3 separate regions of the Homo sapiens genome follow, and all the other regions are linked to region 3. The links are chromatin contacts, found by Hi-C or POLR2A ChIA-PET in ENCODE. All regions are on one chromosome and are shown on one strand. Each heading gives the region's core, a stretch centred on a gene start or an enhancer-like site at or near the end of the contact. The rest is flanking DNA. Distances are from core to core; before and after follow the strand shown.

Region 1 (3,660 bases), core at 376-2,875, 250 kb before region 3:
CCTAGCTAATTTTTGTATTTTTAGTAGAGACAGGGTTTTGCCATGTTGCCCAGGCGGGACTCGAACTCCTGGCCTCAAGTGATCCACCTGTCTCAGCCTCCCAAAGTGTTGGGATTACAGGCATGAGCCACCGCCCCCAGCACTCGTCAAGGTCTTTGATGGCAGGTTTTTCCAGGTGATCAGTCCTTGTCTGGTCTGGCTCTGTCCCACTCTCCCTCTCACCAAGTTCGAACCCCTAGCTAGTTTTCAGAGGAGTAGAGTGTGTACCCCAATCCCAACTGGGTATGGTTCAGATCTGCATTTAACTCATGAAGCCTGGCTGCTCCGCAGGTCCTGGAGAAAAAAAGAGTCTCGCTGCAGGTATGATACAGGACAGGCTTGTCCCCAGGACCCGCCTGTCCCCAGGAAGAGGGAAGCCCAATGTCCCACCAGGTTGGCAGGGCTGGGGAAGGGAAAGTGTTATAGTAGCCCCAAGACTAAAAAGAGGCAGCAGAGGGAGCAGGACAGTGCTCCCATGGAACTCAAGCCGCTGCCTGAGTGAGGTGAGGGAAGAGTGCACCCACTGACATCAGGGGGCAGAGAGGTGCGGTTCCAGCGCGGCTTTTCCCCTTGCGTCTTGCCATGTGACTCTGATCCCCTCCAGGTGAGCCTGCCCACTTTGGGCCCAGGGTTGCCGCTGGGGCCTGTACCCAAAAGCAGCCCCCCATGGCCATGACCCCACTCCCAGGAGTGGGGCAGAGCAGGGAGGAGTCCTGGAAAGAGGAGACGCAGGGACAAGAAGGAATGGGCCTCAAACTCCAGGAGGGGGACCTTCTCATGGGTCCTGTTTTCTGGTCTCTCCTCGCTTACCCCTGGGCTGATCACCCTGGGAAGAACTGAGCCAAGGTTTCTCACCCTCAGGTCCAAGGGGTTCAATTACCGGGCCCTTAGGGAGATGCGAGCCCCCTAAAACGATGCAAAGTTCCTGGCCTAATTTTTATATTTTTAGTAGACATGGGGTTTCACCCATGTCTACTGATCGGAATGCCTCGAGCACACAAAATGTTGGAATTTACAGGCGTGAGCCAACGTGCCCGGCCAGCCCTATTTATTTCAGCCTATACATTTTGCACTTGTTAAAAGTATTTGAACATACAATTATCATGTTTTCTTTAAGCAGTCCCTCCCTGTTGTACACTTGGATAGTTTATTTTTTTAGACAAGGTTTACCTCCGTCTCGCAGGATGGAGTGCTGTGATGGGATCATAGCTCATTGCAGCCTTGAACCTTGGGGTTCAAGTATCTGGGAAGCTGAGGTGGGACTACAGAGATGGGGTCGCGCCATGTTGCCCAGGCAGCTCTTTAACTCCTGGCCTGAACGGATCCTTCCGCCTCGGCCGAGCCTGGACATAGTTTTCTAGTTTTGACCCACAGAAACACTGTGCTGGGTCGGAGTTTGTCAACCACCCTTCTCCAGCCAGCAACACACAGAACATGGCGGGGAAGTCGCGGTTACCAGGCTCCACTCCGAGGAAAAACCAGCGCAGCTCCAGGCACTGTAGCGCCACTGTGACGTCGCCGAAGGCCGGCGCTATTACGACGCCGGAAGGCCCGCGCCTGTGACGTCAGCTGAGGCGCGCCCCTGTGATATCTCACAGGCCCGCCCCTTCTGTAGAACCAATCGGAACTCGAGGCGCAGCGGCTGGGTATTCCAGGAGAGCGCATGCGCAGACGCATGGCCACAGACTGCCGGTCAGTGTCAGCAGGCGGTGGGTTAGGGTCCGCAGGCCCAGACCAGGCCGCCGACACCAATAAGCTACAAGGAGGAGCTTTACCGCTGCCTGTACTACTACTGCCTGCGCTACTTCCCAGCCTGCGGCGTAGGGCGCAGCAAGGGCCTGACGCTTAGCGAGCAGGCGCTGCGCACCAAGCGGCTGTCGCCTGGAGGGCACGTTCAGGCAGAAGCTCCTCAGTGGCCACAAGTCCGCTAGCTCCGGCTACAGCCCTTGCCGCACACTCGCGTCACCTGAGCCTGTGTAGGTGCGCCCCCCAACTCCTCCCCCAGCCAGGTCCCGGGGACGCCGGCAGCGTCCCCCACCCCTGGCGCCGCTCATCCTGGGCAGGATCGGCCCCGTCTGAGGCTGCACCGCATTAGGGAGCTGCACCCCTCGGCTTGACCTCTGATGGCCGTTGCAACAACATCAAAGCCTTTGGAACTTTGTAGGGGGTACGAGGGGCTAGGAAACCAAGAAAACATCTTTTTAAAAATATAAGCGATCGGGCCGGGCGCGGTGGCTCACGCCTGTAATCCCAGCACTTTGGGAGGCCGAGACAGGTGGATCACGAGGTCGGGAATTCAAGACCATCCTGGCCAGCATGGTGAATCCCGTCTCTACTAAAAATGCAAAAATTAGCCGGGCGTGGTGGCGGGCACATGTAATACCAGCTATTCGGGAGGTTGAGGCAGAGGCAGACAATTGCTTGAACCCGGGAGGCAGAGGCTGCAGTTAGCCGAGATCGTGCCACTGCACTCTAGCCTGGGCGACAGACCAAGACTCCGTCTAAAAAATAAAAAACTATATATATGTGTGTGTATATATATATATATATATGCGATGGAGCCCGGGAGGTTGAGGTTACTGTGAGCCGAGATTACACCACTGCACTTCAGCCTGGGTGACAGAGGGAGACCCTGTCTCTAAAAAAAAAATATATGCAAGTGAGAGCTTTTCTTCCAGTGCTCATGCTCAGACTGAAGAAAGTTATTGGGCCGGCCCAGTGGCTCACACCCGTAATCCCAGCACTTTGGGAGGCCTAGGTGGGCGGATCCCTTGAGCTCAGGCGTTCCAGACTAGCTTGGGCAACATGGTGAAATTCGGTCTCTACAAAAATACAAAAAATTATCTGGGCGTCGTGGTGGGCGCCTGTAGTCCCAGCTACTCAGGAGGCTGAGGCAGGAGAGTGGTGTGAACCCGGGAGGCGGAGCTTGCAGTGAGCGGAGATCGCTCCACTGCACTCCAGCCTGGGCCACAGAGCGAGACTCCATCACACACACACACAAAAAATTAGCTGGGCATGGTGGCACGGGCTTGTAGTCCCCTCTGCTTGCGGGGCTGAGGCGGGAGGATCGCTTGAGCCCAGGAGGTGGAGGCTGCAGTGAGCGGTGATCTCGCCACTGCACTCCAGCCTGGTCGACAGAGTGAGACACTGTGTCAAAAAAAGAAAAAAGAGAAAGTAACTGATCTGTGTTTTTGTCTGATTTCCTACAGGATGCCGAAGGACCTGTTCAAAGTATTTTCTGTAACTCCAACTGTAACTTGGTTCTAGGAGGAGAGAATCCATGTTTGGTCAACAGAACTTTTCGCCGCCACTTAAGTTTACTGCTTCAATATCTTTTCCTTACTAATTGATTGTTAATTAAGTAGTGTCCAAGTGAGTTAGCCTTTTTAGGGTTGATTAATTAAAAGAGCAGCAAGAATGGCATTTTAACTCTTCTGGTTTTTGGGGTTTTTTTTTCAGTTACTATGATAACTCTTTTCAAGTCCACAAATGATTTGTTCTTAGCTGTAAAGAAGAGGTCAGAAATGTAAGTGGGGAGAGAACAAAGATAGGAATATGTGTAAGATTTCTACCTAAATGTTGGCAGGGCACGGTAGCTTATGTCTGTAATCCCAGCACTTT
Region 2 (3,652 bases), core at 53-2,552, 140 kb after region 3:
TGAGTAGCTGGGATTACAGTCATGTGCCATCATAGCCGGCTAATTTTTTGTATTTTTAGTAGAGACAGGGTTTCACCGTGTTAGCCAGGATAGTCTCGATCTCCTGACCTCAGGTGATCCACCTGCCTTGGCCTCCCAAACTATTGGGATTATAGGTGTGAGCCACCGCGCCCAGCCAAAGTCAGCTTTTTAAAGGGTTGCACAGCACTGCATATGCTACTTAAAATGAGATTATTATTCTTCATTCTTAGAATCCCAGTTAGTTTTATTGGTTGATAAATTCCCAGTTACTCGTACTCACAAGCACAACATTGATGATGAGTCTGACATATTTTTTTTTTCTTTTTTTTTTTAATTGATCATTCTTGGGTGTTTCTCACAGAGGGGGATTTGGCAGGGTCACAGGACAATAGTGGAGGGAAGGTCAGCAGATAAACAAGTGAACAAAGGTCTCTGGTTTTCCTAGGCAGAGGACCCTGAGGCCTTCCGCAGTGTTTGTGTCCCTGGGTACTTGAGATTAGGGAGTGGTGATGACTCTTAAGGAGCATGCTGCCTTCAAGCATCTGTTTAACAAAGCACATCTTGCACCGCCCTTAATCCATTCAACCTTGAGTGGATACAGCACATGTTTCAGAGAGCACAGGGTTGGGGGTAAGGTCACAGATCAACAGGATCCCAAGGCAGAAGAATTTTTCTTAGTACAGAACAAAATGAAAAGTCTCCCATGTCTACCTCCTTCCACACAGACACGGCAACCATCCGATTTCTCAATCTTTTCCCCACCTTTCCCCCCTTTCTATTCCACAAAACCGCCATTGTCATCATGGCCCGTTCTCAATGAGCTGTTGGGTACACCTCCCAGACGGGGTGGTGGCCAGGCAGAGGGGCTCCTCACTTCCCAGTAGGGGCGGCCGGGCAGAGGCGCCCCTCACCTCCCGGACGGGGCGGAGTCTGACATCTTTTCGTAACTCAAGAATCATTAGTATGACTGCCCCATGGAGGCATACTGCTCTCTCTCAGGTTTATTTCAATAATAAAACCTTTGGAAATTTTAATAGTGAAACCTACTTAAGGCCCTTTGCTCAAGAAGTCAGAATCACTGATCACTGCAATTACTCCCATGGCAGCTATAGAGCAACTTAACAGGATAATAGTGAATAAGATAAATTACACTTCAGATTCTTAATGGATTGATGTGCAAAAGTATATAAGGGAAGATGAGTGTGGGAGAGGAGTGCCTTTCAAATTTCTGCACACAGCAATAAAATAGGGAACTGGGCCATTGTAGCCATTACTGTTAGGGATTAGTCATCTAGTAACAAGCTCTGGGGCTCAGTGGTGGGTAGCACATCCTGTTTATTATAGACAACAAATTGGGTTAATTCTCTTGTTTGTGTGTCTCTGTGGAGGGGTTGGAAATTCTAGGTGATTTGCTAATTGTCTGATTTAGAATACTCCCCTTTCTACTAAATAATTAGTGTCTTTGGTGTGAAAATAGGGAGGCAGACCAGTTTTACAAATAGCTGCTGGCCTGGAGAATAACAGTTTCTACCAAGTGAGTGGTTAAAAAAGGCAGCCTGGAAAAATAACTGTGGGATGGTAAGTGTTTCTTATTTTCAAGGCTAACATAAGTTCTTCCTATGTGTTGGGGATGGAGGAGGGGATGGGTCGGTTAAGAAGTGAGTACAGTGCTTGCTTTTGCTTTGAGTGTCCCTCAATTTGTGTTTAGGAAAGAAGAGTGAGTATGTGGTTATATGGGTAGGGGGTGGGCCAGGGAAGGGGCCCAAGGTAGGAAATTCAGGAGACTTCACTGTAGTTCCACCCTTAGGGATATCCTTGGCACCTGGTCACATTATGGATGCCTCACCGTCTGCTGGGTATCAATTTTTTTTTTCTTTAGAGATGGAGTTTCACTCTTGTTGCCCTGGCTGGGGTGAAATGGTGCAATCTTGGCTCACTGCAATCTCCACCTCCTGGGTTCAAAGGATTCTCCTGCCTCAGCCTTCCGAGTAGCTGGAATTACAGGCATGTGCCACCACACCTGACTAATTTTGTATTTTTACTAGAGACGGGCTTTCTCCATGTTGGTCAGGCTGTTCTTAAACTCCCGACCTCAGGTGACCTGCCCGCCTTGGCCTCCCAAAGTGCTAAGATTACAGGCGTGAGCCACCTCGCCCAGCCAATCACAATTTTAAAAAACCACCATAGCCTAGTTAATGATGCTTATTAGCTTATTGCCACTAATCATTGTGCACACTCACTTCCTATATCAGAGTCTTTAAACTGCCCAATTTTTTTTTTTTTTCAGATGGAGTCTTGTTCTGTCGCCCAGGCTAGAGTACAGTGGCACAATCTTGGCTCACTGCAACATCTGCCTTCTGGGTTCAAGGGATTCTCGTGCCTCAGCCTCCCGAGCAGCTGGGATTGCAGGCATCCACCATCACGCCCAGCTAATTTTTGTATTTTTTAGTAGAGACGGGGTTTTACTATGTTGGTCAGTCTGGTCTCAAACTCATGACCTCAAGTAATCTGCCCACCTCCGCCTCCCAAAGTGCTGAGATTACAGGCGTGAGCCACCGTGCCCAACTTAAACTGCCCAATTTTAAGGGAACAATTGGGAAAACACTTGTTTAAAAAGGAAATGAAGGAGTTGCCACGATTGTGGTTAGCTGTGTGAAGACCCTAGAAAACCTATGTAAACTCCTGGGGGCTCACAGTCTTACTGCCTGGTCAAGAACCTTAGAAAACTTAGATGTACGTGTTAGGAGACCAGGTCTGAAAGCTCCCAGGGTTGTATAAACTTCTATACTAAGTTCCATGATACCCGATGGGTAGTCCCACATTTAGACATGCTATTGCTATTGCTGCTTCCTTCCTTATCATGAAAAGAGCAGAAGATGCAGACAATACATGAAGCAGGAAGACAAAGGGGAGACACTGAACTTGTCACCTACCTTTGGGTGCCCCTCATGCTTCATGTTTCCCATTGAGCCTCACTTATCAGTGACACAGGGAATGGTCCCTTTGCTGTCCACTTTCCCCGTGGCTGCCTGGAGGTAGGAGAGGCAGATCGTGTCACTTGCCGAGATTATGTTGCTGTGGATTCGTTGGAGGGACAGGAACAGGAAATCTTCCTGGTGGTGTATGTATCACTGGGGCTCACAGGGGTACTTTTTAATCTTCTCACTGGCCTCTGATTCTGTGACCCTGGTTATTATATGTTCAGAAAGTGTCAGCTTATTTGAAAGTGATACTCTTATTTTCTATTTAAACACTGCCAAAGACCATCACGCTTTTTTTTTTTAATTGAAACATTTTGGTATTTTTTATTTTTTGGAGATAGTCTTGCTCTTTCATATGAACATGAAGGGACTCATCGTCCTTCCCCTGCAGTATGTCTTTAATTTAATAACATGTCAATGAAGGGTCATGTCTGAATGAATTATAGAAGTTCAGGACCTAAAAAAGGAAGGTCCCAGAAACCGGGCTTTGGTTTATTTCTACTACTACACTTGCTATTGAAACTAAGCAGGCAACTTCATTTCTCTTGGTTTCAGCTTTCTCATGTGTCAGGATGGGAGAGGAAGGGAGGCGTTGGGATAAGTGTCATTCCGCTGTCTGTACTTCAAATCTGGCTAACACGTGTGGCAAA
Region 3 (4,002 bases), core at 900-3,399:
TAGCTGGGTGTGCTGGCACACACCTATCATCCCAGCTACTAGGGAGGTGGAGGCAGAAGGATCACTTGAGCCAGGGAGTTGGAGGCTGGAGTGCGCCGAGATTGCACCACTGTGCTCCAGCCTGGGCAACAGAGTGAGACTCTAACTCAAAAAAAAAAAAAAAAAAGAAACACTCATTCTGTTTCACAGAATGGTTTATAGAATGGTGTGTTGCCTGATTCTGTAATCACAAAAGTCAGTTAAGAGCTTTAAAGTAAATGTTATTCTGTCTTTTGGTAATAGCAATTACCACCATCCAAGGTACTACTGTAAATAATTATTGTTTATTCCCTCCTCCACCTCCTCAGCACAGGTACTTTGTGTTTTTTTGTTTTGTTTTGTTTTTTGAGGAGGAGTTTCACTCGTTGCCCAAGCTGGAGTGCAATGGCGCAATCTCAGCTCACTGCAACCTCCGCTTCCCGGGCTCAAGTGATTCTCCTGCCTCAGCCTCCCAAGTTGCTGGGATTGCAGGCATGTGCCACCATGCCTGGCTAATTTTGTATTTTTAGTAGAGACAGGGTTTCTCCATGTTGGTCAGGCTGGTCTTGAACTCCCGACCTCAGGTGATCTGCCCGCCTCGGCTTCCCAAAGTGCTAGGATTACAGGCGTGAGCCACTGCGCCTGGCCTTACTTTTGTTTTATACTCTGTTGTACCCTCAGCGTAGCACACATTAGGCACTTAGGAAGAATCTGAGAAACGAATCAGTTAATCCCTACTTTACCAATAATGAATAAAGACTGAGAAACTCGGGCCGGGCGCAGTAGCTCACACCTATAATCCTAGCACTTTGGGAAGCCAAGGTGGGCGGATCACTTGAGGTCAGGATTCAAAACCAGCCTGGCCAACATGGTGAAACCCTGTCTCGACTAAAAATACAAAAAAAAAAATATGAGCTGGGCGTGGTGGCGGGTGCCTGTAATTCCAGCTACTTGGGTGGCTGAGGTGGGAGAATCGCTTGAACCTAGGAGGCGGAGGTTGCAGTAAGCCGAGATCGCACGACTGAACTCCAGTGTGGGCGACAGAGTGAGAGTCTCAAAAAAAAAAAAAAAAAAAAAAAAAATAGACTGAAAAATTACGCAACCTGTCCAAGAACACTACAGCGACAATTAGCAAAGCTGGGATTTTAACCCAGGTCTATCTCACAGCCACAGCATAGTATTTTCTTTTTTTTCTTGCTGTGACTGCACGTTACGCCATACATGGCATTCAGGACGCAGAGGAATTAGTATTTACTGTTTTTAACATTCCTTACATGGGAATCACGTAAAGAATCAGGTAAACAGGATTCAATTTGTGACTCAACCATTAATACTTTGTGACACTGGCTAATTTATTTCACTTCTGGATGTCGGTTATGTTTTTTTTGAGACAGGATCTCGCTCTGCTGTCACCCGGCCTGGAGTTCAGTGGAGGGATCTCTGCACCGTCAACTTCCTGGGCTATCAAGCGATCCTCCCACCTCAGCCTCCCTGGTAGTTGGGACCACAGGTGCCCGCCATCATGTCCGGCTGATTTGTAAAATTTCTTTTGTAGAGATGGTGACCTTGCTCTGTGGCCCAGGCTGGTCTCGAACTCCTGGACTCAAGCGATCCTCCTGCCTGGGCCTCCTAAAGATTCAGCTGCTTTTGGATCAACCGATCGCCTTAAGACCTTTTAACTCGAACACCTGTCACATCCTAGGATCCGCGAAGGACTGAAACAGAGTTTCTGAAGCGTCCCTCGGCGCAGTAGCTCCGCTCCACCTCCCATTCGCGCTACCACCGCGGCCGCAGCCCCAGGAGTCGCCGCGGAGCCAGCGTCGCCCTCCAGCTGTTGCGCGTCGGAAGCCGGAAGCAGGGACTGAGCGACAGACTAGGAAACGCCGGTTTCTCCGGGGCTCCCCAGCGCCCCACCTTTACCCCGGAGGCCGCCCTCTTCCATTTGCTCTTGGGCGTCAGGGCGGTACCCCACTCCGCTCGACCCTTTGGATCCACTCGCACTTCCTCCCGTCCAGAGTCAAAGGCCCCGGAAGTGACGTTTACGCGCCGCGCGTAACGTGCGTTCGCTGGCGGTGCCGGGGGCGGGGCGAGCAGGAGGGTGGGTGTGAGGCGGGAGCTGGCCGCGGAGCCCAGACCTACCCGGGCGAAGCGGGCGAGCGGTGGTTTGGACGCCGGCGGAGACGCGGGCGAGGTACGGAGCGGACGGACTGGGGCTGAGAGCTGCTCGGCTCTCAGCTACAGGAGCGGGGCGGCGGGGCGTCTCGGGCTGGGGGTGGCAGGGCGGTCGGTCCGTGCCATCCGCGCGGCTGGGGCAGTTGCGCGTCGGTGCCTCCCGCTGTCCTTCGTCCCACATTCCGTCTCCGTCAGCGCCGCCTTCCCCGTTCCAGGCCGCCCTCGGCTCCCTTAATCCTCAGAGTGCGGCCTCTCCGTCCCAGACGCTAGTTGCCGGGATCTCCAGCGCCAGCCGAGCCCCGACGGCCTGACGCGGAGCATTTCCTGGCCGCCTCCCTCTCCGGCGGCTCCCCTCGCCCCGGCTCCCACCTTCCGTCCAGGCCGCTGGCTCCGAAGCAGCGTCTGTGGTCGCACGGGGCCCCTCCCACAACCTCCCCGGAAAGCGCTGGTATGGGACGCTCGGACCCAGACCACAGCCCCCGGCCGCGGCAGGGGCGCGGGGACTTGATCCCACGTCACCCTAGGGGGCAGAAGTGTCCCGGAGTTGGGAGGGGATTTGAAGCCTGTGGTCCTGACTTCCACCCCGTGGCTGAGGGCGAGGCTGCGGGGCCGGGGTTAGGAGCAGAAGTCCCTGCTTCCGAACCGTCTGGGAGGAGAGCCGAGGGATGCCCATCACGGCAGTTTAGGGAGAGAGAGGGAGGGACTCTGCCGCTTTGGAGGCTAGGTCATAGGCAGCTGGCGGTGTCTCAGCGCGGGTGACCAATCCTTGCGGTTGGGAAATGTGTCGTGGGCGCCCGTGGGCTCGTTTTGCCTTTGAGATTAGGTAGGAAATTTTCCCAGGACGAGTTTACCGGAGCACCTTGGGAGTTGGTTTTTGGCCTGGAGAGCTGCTTTCCCCCCTCTAAACCTAGAACTGCTTTGTTTTTATTTATTATTTTTTTCGACATGGGATCTCACAGTGTTGCCCAGGCAGGTGTGAAACTCCTGGCCTTAAGTGATCCTCCCGCCTCGGCCTCCCAGAGTGTTGGGATTATAGGCGTGAGCCATTGCGCGGCTTTAACTGCTGTTAAAGAGTGTGTTCCGGCCGGGTGCGGTGGCTCACGTCTGTAATCCCAGCATTTGGAAGGCCAAGGCAGGCGGATCATGACGTCAGGAGCTTGAGACCATCCTCCCTAACACGGTGAAACCCCGTCTCTACTACAAATAAAAAAAAAAAAGAAAAAGAAAATTTGCCGGGCATCGTGGCGGGCACCTGTAGTCCCAGCTACTCTGGAGGCTGAGGCAGGAGAATGGCATGAACCCGGGAGGCGGAGGTTGCAGTGAGCCGAAATCGTGCCACTGCACTCCAGCCTGGGCGACAGAGCTAGACTCTATCTCAAAAAAAAAACTAAGAGTCTGTTCCTTAAAATTGTTGTACCAAGAAACTTGCCAGAGATGCAAGAAAATGTGATTATATTGTTAATATTTAATGATAAATAACATTTTGCTTTTAAGAGTCACTGATTCATATCCGCAGGATTAAGAAATGTTCAGGATTTGAATTTTTAATGACCTTCCAAGCAGTCATGTTTCTGCTCTCTAGAAGTTAGCCAGTTGAGGAGAAGGGACAGTCAAGATACTTTCAAAACAGTGTGGTAAGGAATGTGAGCTAAGATGGAGCACCGAGGAAGGAGCCGGGCATTTAGGCCATGCTGTTGGGTGTGGAGCCTGGAAGGGATCAGGGAATACTTTCTGCATGTGTCTTGAAGAATGACTAACATTCAGACTAACAGGGTGGAGTGAGGGAGAGGGGGGAATCAAAGGAGAGGAGGC

The links. Hi-C counts contacts between places; a loop is a spot of excess contacts on that map. ChIA-PET counts read pairs that join two places held with the same protein, here RNA polymerase II (POLR2A). Pooled maps may share reads with other maps.
Region 1: a map of CD8-positive, alpha-beta T cell shows a loop between it and region 3 (10-fold over the local background). The contact joins the promoter of LINC03011 here to the promoter of RABGEF1 in region 3. A Hi-C loop is called at or near these places in 10 of 168 maps with a recorded cell type or tissue (CD4-positive, alpha-beta T cell, CD4-positive, alpha-beta memory T cell, CD8-positive, alpha-beta T cell and 5 more), 9 of 37 single-sample maps with no recorded cell type and 22 of 50 pooled maps. POLR2A ChIA-PET finds 5 or more read pairs at or near these places in 23 of 52 experiments (A549, B cell, CD4-positive, alpha-beta T cell and 17 more).
Region 2: a pooled map shows a loop between it and region 3 (2.8-fold over the local background). The contact joins the enhancer-like site here to the promoter of RABGEF1 in region 3. A Hi-C loop is called at or near these places in 4 of 37 single-sample maps with no recorded cell type and 7 of 50 pooled maps. POLR2A ChIA-PET finds 5 or more read pairs at or near these places in 4 of 52 experiments (BJ, WTC11, activated B cell and 1 more).

What each region holds. Positions count from the first base shown.
Region 1 is chr7:66,492,007-66,495,666 of GRCh38, forward strand. LINC03011 (long intergenic non-protein coding RNA 3011) reads left to right here and starts at 1,626. Exons shown (of 2, transcript NR_134573.1): 1 at 1,626-1,731; 2 at 3,249-3,468. RefSeq lists an enhancer at 1,315-1,524.
Region 2 is chr7:66,876,434-66,880,085 of GRCh38, forward strand. It overlaps the pseudogene GTF2IP23. Among named protein-coding and RNA genes, the nearest start is that of LINC02604, 26 kb to the right of the region's middle. Within about 2 kb of position 1,303, at least 2 of the 41 ENCODE cell types and tissues checked have a DNase peak (open chromatin) inside an H3K27ac peak, as active enhancers do.
Region 3 is chr7:66,738,584-66,742,585 of GRCh38, forward strand. RABGEF1 (RAB guanine nucleotide exchange factor 1) reads left to right here and starts at 2,150. Exons shown (of 9, transcript NM_014504.3): 1 at 2,150-2,209. RefSeq lists enhancers at 1,764-1,813, 1,827-2,493 and silencers at 1,944-2,213, 2,234-2,373.